2 separate regions of the Homo sapiens genome follow, and region 2 is linked to region 1. Evidence: chromatin contacts called from ENCODE Hi-C or POLR2A ChIA-PET data. All regions are on one chromosome and are shown on one strand. Each heading gives the region's core, a stretch centred on a gene start or an enhancer-like site at or near the end of the contact. The rest is flanking DNA. Distances are from core to core; before and after follow the strand shown. Region 1 overlaps FRMD4B (FERM domain containing 4B). Region 2 holds the start of EOGT (EGF domain specific O-linked N-acetylglucosamine transferase).

Region 1 (2,573 bases), core at 38-2,537:
ACTGGAATCAATGGGAAGGCTGTAGTGAAGAGAGGAGTTTTGGAATTTAACTGCCTGGGTTCAAATCCAGGCCCAGCCACTTGTTATGTACCTGTGGGTAGTTTGCCTAGCCTCTCTGGAACCATTTCTTTGTCTCAATAAACAATATTTGCCATCGTTACTATTATTAATATGTTTAATCCTCACAGCAACCCTTTGATGGCACTGTCATTGTCCCCATGTTATAGATAGGAAAACTGAGATTTGTAGCTGTTAAGTAGCTTACTATTTAGGTCACATAGCTAGAGAGTGGCAAATTAGGGCTCCAAACCACATGCATTTTACCACTGTTAGAGGTTTCCTTTTTTGTTTTTTGGGGGTTTTTTTGTTTTGTTTTGTTTTGTTTTGTTTTTTTGAGATGGATCCTCGCTGTGTTGCCCAGGCTGGAGTGCAGTGGTGCAATCGCAGCTCACTGCAAACTCCGCCTCCTGGGTTCAAGCAATTCTTCTTGAAATTAGCCACCATGCCTGGCTAATTTTTTAATTTTTAGTAGAGACGGGGTTTTACCTTGTTGGCCAGACTGGTCTCAAGCGCCTGAATCTCAGAAAATCTGTCAGCCTCGGCTTCCCAAGAGTGCTGGGATTACAGGTGTGAGCGACTGCACCCAACCAGTTTCTTTTTTTGTATCCCAACACAAATTTGTTAGAATCATTACCTTCCTGGCCAGCAGAATAAAGAAGGCTTACTTGACAGAAATGAAACGTTTTTGTCTTATTTCAGGTCGGGCCTTTGATGAATCAACAAAACACTTTTGTGAAAACTCTTGAGAAGTGATTTTCCTCTCTACAATACTTGGTTAAAAGTTAAACAAAGTTTCCCAAGTTCTCTTGGCTAAGTTTTCAATCTGCTCATGAGCGCTATGAATCTCCCAGAAGGGGACACATAAGCAGCATTTTCCACTCTTATTTCAGCCTCTTGCTGGACCACACACTCTACTCTATGAACCATAGAATCAGAGTAGGAGTCAGGCTTCTGCATTTCACAGCTTAAGTATTTTGCATTTCAAAACCCCTTGCATTTCACAGCTTAAAAAAACCTGATGCAACTAAATGAACACAAAAACCCTAAGTCCCACCTTAATACATCTTTAGACAGTTACTAACACCACATAGGATCAGTCCTATACAGGAAGTAACTCTCTTGACCCATTTGAGTTCTCAGTTTCTTTCTCCACTGGAGTGGACCAGGCCGTTACACCCATCATAGCTACTTGGTCCTGAAATGAAACTCAGCATACTTGGCCTCTTCAGGTAGCGGCTGGCTGAGACACAGGCATGCGTGGCATTCGGTAGGAATAGAAAGTAGCATGACATGAACTACTTCCACTTCTCAAAGTGCAAACCATCCAGAGTCTACAGGAGCTGTGAGACGACATTGTTGAGGGAGAATTCTACATTCCCCCGCTGATAAGCATTTCCAGGCCTTTTGGTTTGTTTCTGGAAACACACTAAGTGATAACATAACACATAACAATACAGTCTTCTTATCTGTGTTCAGATGGCTAATGCGGTTAATCCATTTTTTTGTGTGATCAGGAAAGACACATTGAATCACACATACAGGAAGAAGGATTAAAGAGTTGGGGCTTCAAGTTGACCATAAATAATTTTTCACTTGTCTAGTAGGAAGTTTCCCAGAAGAGAAACACATTTCTTTGACTTTCCATTCTTTTGTAGGAAAACATTATCTGCATTGATTGTTTTTCTTTTACGTGTTCTTTTTTTTTTTTTTTTTTTTTTTTGAGACAGAGTCTTGCTCTGTCGTCCAGGCTGGAGTGTGCAGTGGCGCTATCTTGGCTCACTGCAACCTCCGCCTCCCGGGTTCAAGCAATTCTCCTGCCTCAGCCTCCCAAGTAGCTGGGACTACAGGCACATGCCACCACGCCCGACTAATTTTTTGTATTTTTAGTAGAGATGGGTTTTCACCATGTTAGCCAGAATGGTCTCGATCTTCTGACCTTGGGTTCCACCCTCCTCGGCCTCCCAAAATTACAGGCATGAGCCATCATGCCTGGCCTATGTATCCTTTTTCTAACTCTAGATTTAAGAATAAATTTTTTTAAATTGTAGTAAAATATACATAAAATTTATCATCTCAACCATTTTTAAGAATAGAGTTTGGTAGTGTTAAGTAATGTTTATGTTGGGTGTGTGTGTGTGTGTGTGTGTTTGAGACAGAGTCTTGCTCTGTCGCCCAGGCTGGAGTGCAAGTGGCATGATTTCGGCTCACTGCAACCTCCGCCTCTTGGGTTCAAGCGATTCTCCTGCCTCAGCCTCCTGAATAGCTGGGATTACAGGCACGCACCACCACACCTGGCTAATTTTTTGTATTTTTAGTAGAGACAAGGTTTCACCATGTTGGCCAGGCTGGTCTCGAACTCTTGAGGCAATCCACCCGCCTCAGCTTCCCAAAGTACTGGGATTACAGGCGTGAGCCACCACGCCTGGACGTGTTTATGTTGTACGGCCAATCTCCAGAACTTTTTCATCTTGGAAAAACAGAAACTCTGCACCCATTAAACAGCTCCCTATTCA
Region 2 (2,573 bases), core at 39-2,538, 230 kb after region 1:
TGGTTTTGGTGGGATTTAGCCGGCTTATTTACTGCAACCTGTTTTATCAACAAGGTCTTTATGACCTGTATCTTGTGCCGACTTCCTATCTCATTCTGCGACTTAGAATGCTTTAACGGCCTGGGAATGCAGCCCAGTAGGTTTCAGCCTCATTTTACTCAGCTCCTATTTAAGATGGAGTTGCTCCGGTTCACATGCCTCTTGACAGTTCCCTTAGAGGCAAAATCTTTTCAATAAAAAGAATAAATTAATACTGTAAAGTGCTTTAAAACAATGTTTGGCACATGTTAAACACCACATGTTCTTGCTGTTATTATTTGAAAAAAATTCCAGGTAAGATTCCTAATTTAGCAGGTCACTAATGGAACTTGTAACAATTCTTAAACAACATTACTTTTAAAAATTACGTAAAAAGCATGTAAGCCTTTGGAAACAAACTTGTTTCCTTATGATCATATTATTTAACTTCTGGTGACTATATTCATTTGAGCATGTTTATTTTGAAGTCATCACCTTCATATAATCAGTTCAACTTTAGTCACTATTTAATGATCAACTCTACTGTGCTGTAGATGGAATACTAGGCCTGGGGGAGCTTAGAGGAAAAGACAGTGGGGGATGGGAGTTCAAATAATTATAAGCAGTAATAAAGTAAATTAACAAAACCATAAAAATTAAACTCCACAGAGTAGCATTTGAACTTGATGAGTTTACGGATAGGTAAAACTATACTGCTTTTAAAATGTGTGTGGACTCCAAAGTATCCTCACCATCACAAAGTGTATTCGGTGAACGATGTTCAGTCCCCAAATTTGGAAGTTAGGGCGGCAACTTCTGCTTGAAATAAGACAAAAGTAAAAATCCACCTCAGTGCAACGCAGAAGACACGAAGAGTCAGGTTTTCTACCCACCCCGTCCTAACATCCTCTGAGCGCTTTAACGCTCTCGCTCAAGGAGGCGCGGGCTGCTGCGATGGAGATGGGCGTCCGGCGCCGGCACGTGCCGTCGGTCTTTCCGGCCCTGGTGAGGGAGCTGGCGGACTCGCGCGAACGTTCGCGGGAGAACGCCAGGAAGGGCAGATGGTTCCTCGACTCTGAGCCCCTCCCTGCTGCGCTCGCCGGGTCGAGGCCGCTCGCCGGGCTGAAGCCGCTCCGAGCGTCGGGCCCCGCGCCCTGGCCCTCCTGGGTGTAGTCCCGGTCCTGCCTCTGCGGGGCCCGAGCCCGCCCACGGCGCCGGCTGGCCAAGGTGTCCCAGCTGCTCCTTGGCGCCCCCTGGCCCAGCTCCCGCGCCCGAGGTTTCCGGTGAGCGGCAGTAGCCGGTTATGACGACTCCCTCCTCTGGAACAGCCGCCGTCTCCTCCGCCTCCTCCTCGGTAGTTCACGGCTGCCCCGGCTCCAGGTGGGACTCCCCCGCAATCTGCGGAGCCTTCCCCCGCTCTCCTTCCCGCCGCCGCAGCGCTCTGCGCTGTTCTTGCCCGGGTGGTAGCCGCTCCCGGCGCGGCTTCCCGGAGGGCTATAGCCTACGCACGCACTCCGCCCGCGCCTTCCCATTCCCTGCGGGCCGGGAGGCGGGCGTCGGAAGCCGATCCTGGCCCTCCCCGGCCCCGGGCGCCCGGCCCCTTCCCAGCGCCCGGAGCGCAGGCGGGCCCCGGGCCCTAGCCGCGTTGACCAGGTTTCCAGCCGGGGCGGAGCCGCTCCCCGGGGCCCCTCCCAGGCGCGCTGGGGACCCGGGGCGCCGCGGTGCACGGTGGCGGGCGGCCCCGGGAGATCACCGACCCCGAAGCAATCCCTGGCGGCGCCCGGGGTCCGGAACCCCAGCGCGGCGTCTCAGCCGCGGCGGGGTGCTCGCCACTGACCCCTCAGCCCTTGGCCGGGACTGACGTTCAAGCGGACAGCTGGGCTCTGCCGGGACTGACGTTCAAGGGGCAGCCGAGCACTTCCTGAGCCCTGCCTGGCACCCGCCGAGAGACTTTTTGGCACAAGTAGGGGCCAGCCGTTGAGGTGTCATTCGGGGTCTCACGTGTTGAACTTTCCATTTGCCCACTGCCGTCTTTAAACTTTTCCAAGCTCTCTCTCTCTGCGACATTGCCCCATTTCGCCCGCTGTGTCAACCCCAGGTTTTGCCTCCTATCCATCATCTTTCAGATGTTTCCCTTTTTTCCTTCCTCATTAGGCCTGTGGAAATCGAATCAAGGGTTTCTGGAGTGGAGTGATTCCAGCTGCTTTGAGCTGAAGGAAAAGTAGCCTGGCCAGTAAAGCGTCCGTGTGCTGGAGGAGTGCAGCCACCCATCCCGGCGGGCCTTGCAGGACGACCGACACCAGGAAGGCTTTGTGCCAGGCCCAGCAGCCACCCCCAGCCGCCTTATGCAAGTGGGTACATGCCCTCGCCAGACGCCAGCTTTCTGATCTGCGTCTTTAGATTTTTTCCATCGCCTAAGCGTTACTTCTCCACTGATCGGTGAGTTTAGTGATGGCCAGAGCTCACTGGAGGACAATGGACTTGGATAACCAAAGGTCAGGGCTTGGTCATAACAATGACTTTATTACCGGGAAGGACGAGTCAAAAAATAGGAA

Evidence for each region. Hi-C counts contacts between places; a loop is a spot of excess contacts on that map. ChIA-PET counts read pairs that join two places held with the same protein, here RNA polymerase II (POLR2A). Pooled maps may share reads with other maps.
Region 2: a loop to region 1 is called in a pooled map, with 2.2 times the contacts of the local background. The contact joins the promoter of EOGT here to the enhancer-like site in region 1. A Hi-C loop is called at or near these places in 6 of 50 pooled maps. POLR2A ChIA-PET finds 5 or more read pairs at or near these places in 4 of 52 experiments (T-cell, WTC11, activated B cell and 1 more).

Annotation. Positions count from the first base shown.
Region 1 is chr3:69,239,690-69,242,262 of GRCh38, reverse strand. The region is part of intron 7 of FRMD4B (FERM domain containing 4B); the gene reads left to right. Among named protein-coding and RNA genes, the nearest start is that of LMOD3, 120 kb to the right of the region's middle. Within about 2 kb of position 1,287, at least 4 of the 41 ENCODE cell types and tissues checked have a DNase peak (open chromatin) inside an H3K27ac peak, as active enhancers do.
Region 2 is chr3:69,012,399-69,014,971 of GRCh38, reverse strand. It overlaps EOGT (EGF domain specific O-linked N-acetylglucosamine transferase), which reads left to right and starts at 1,288. Exons shown (of 18, transcript NM_001278689.2): 1 at 1,288-1,398; 2 at 2,173-2,457. It overlaps EOGT-DT (EOGT divergent transcript), which reads right to left and starts at 1,852. Exons shown (of 1, transcript NR_185971.1): 1 at 1-1,852. RefSeq lists silencers at 1,061-1,360, 1,421-1,970.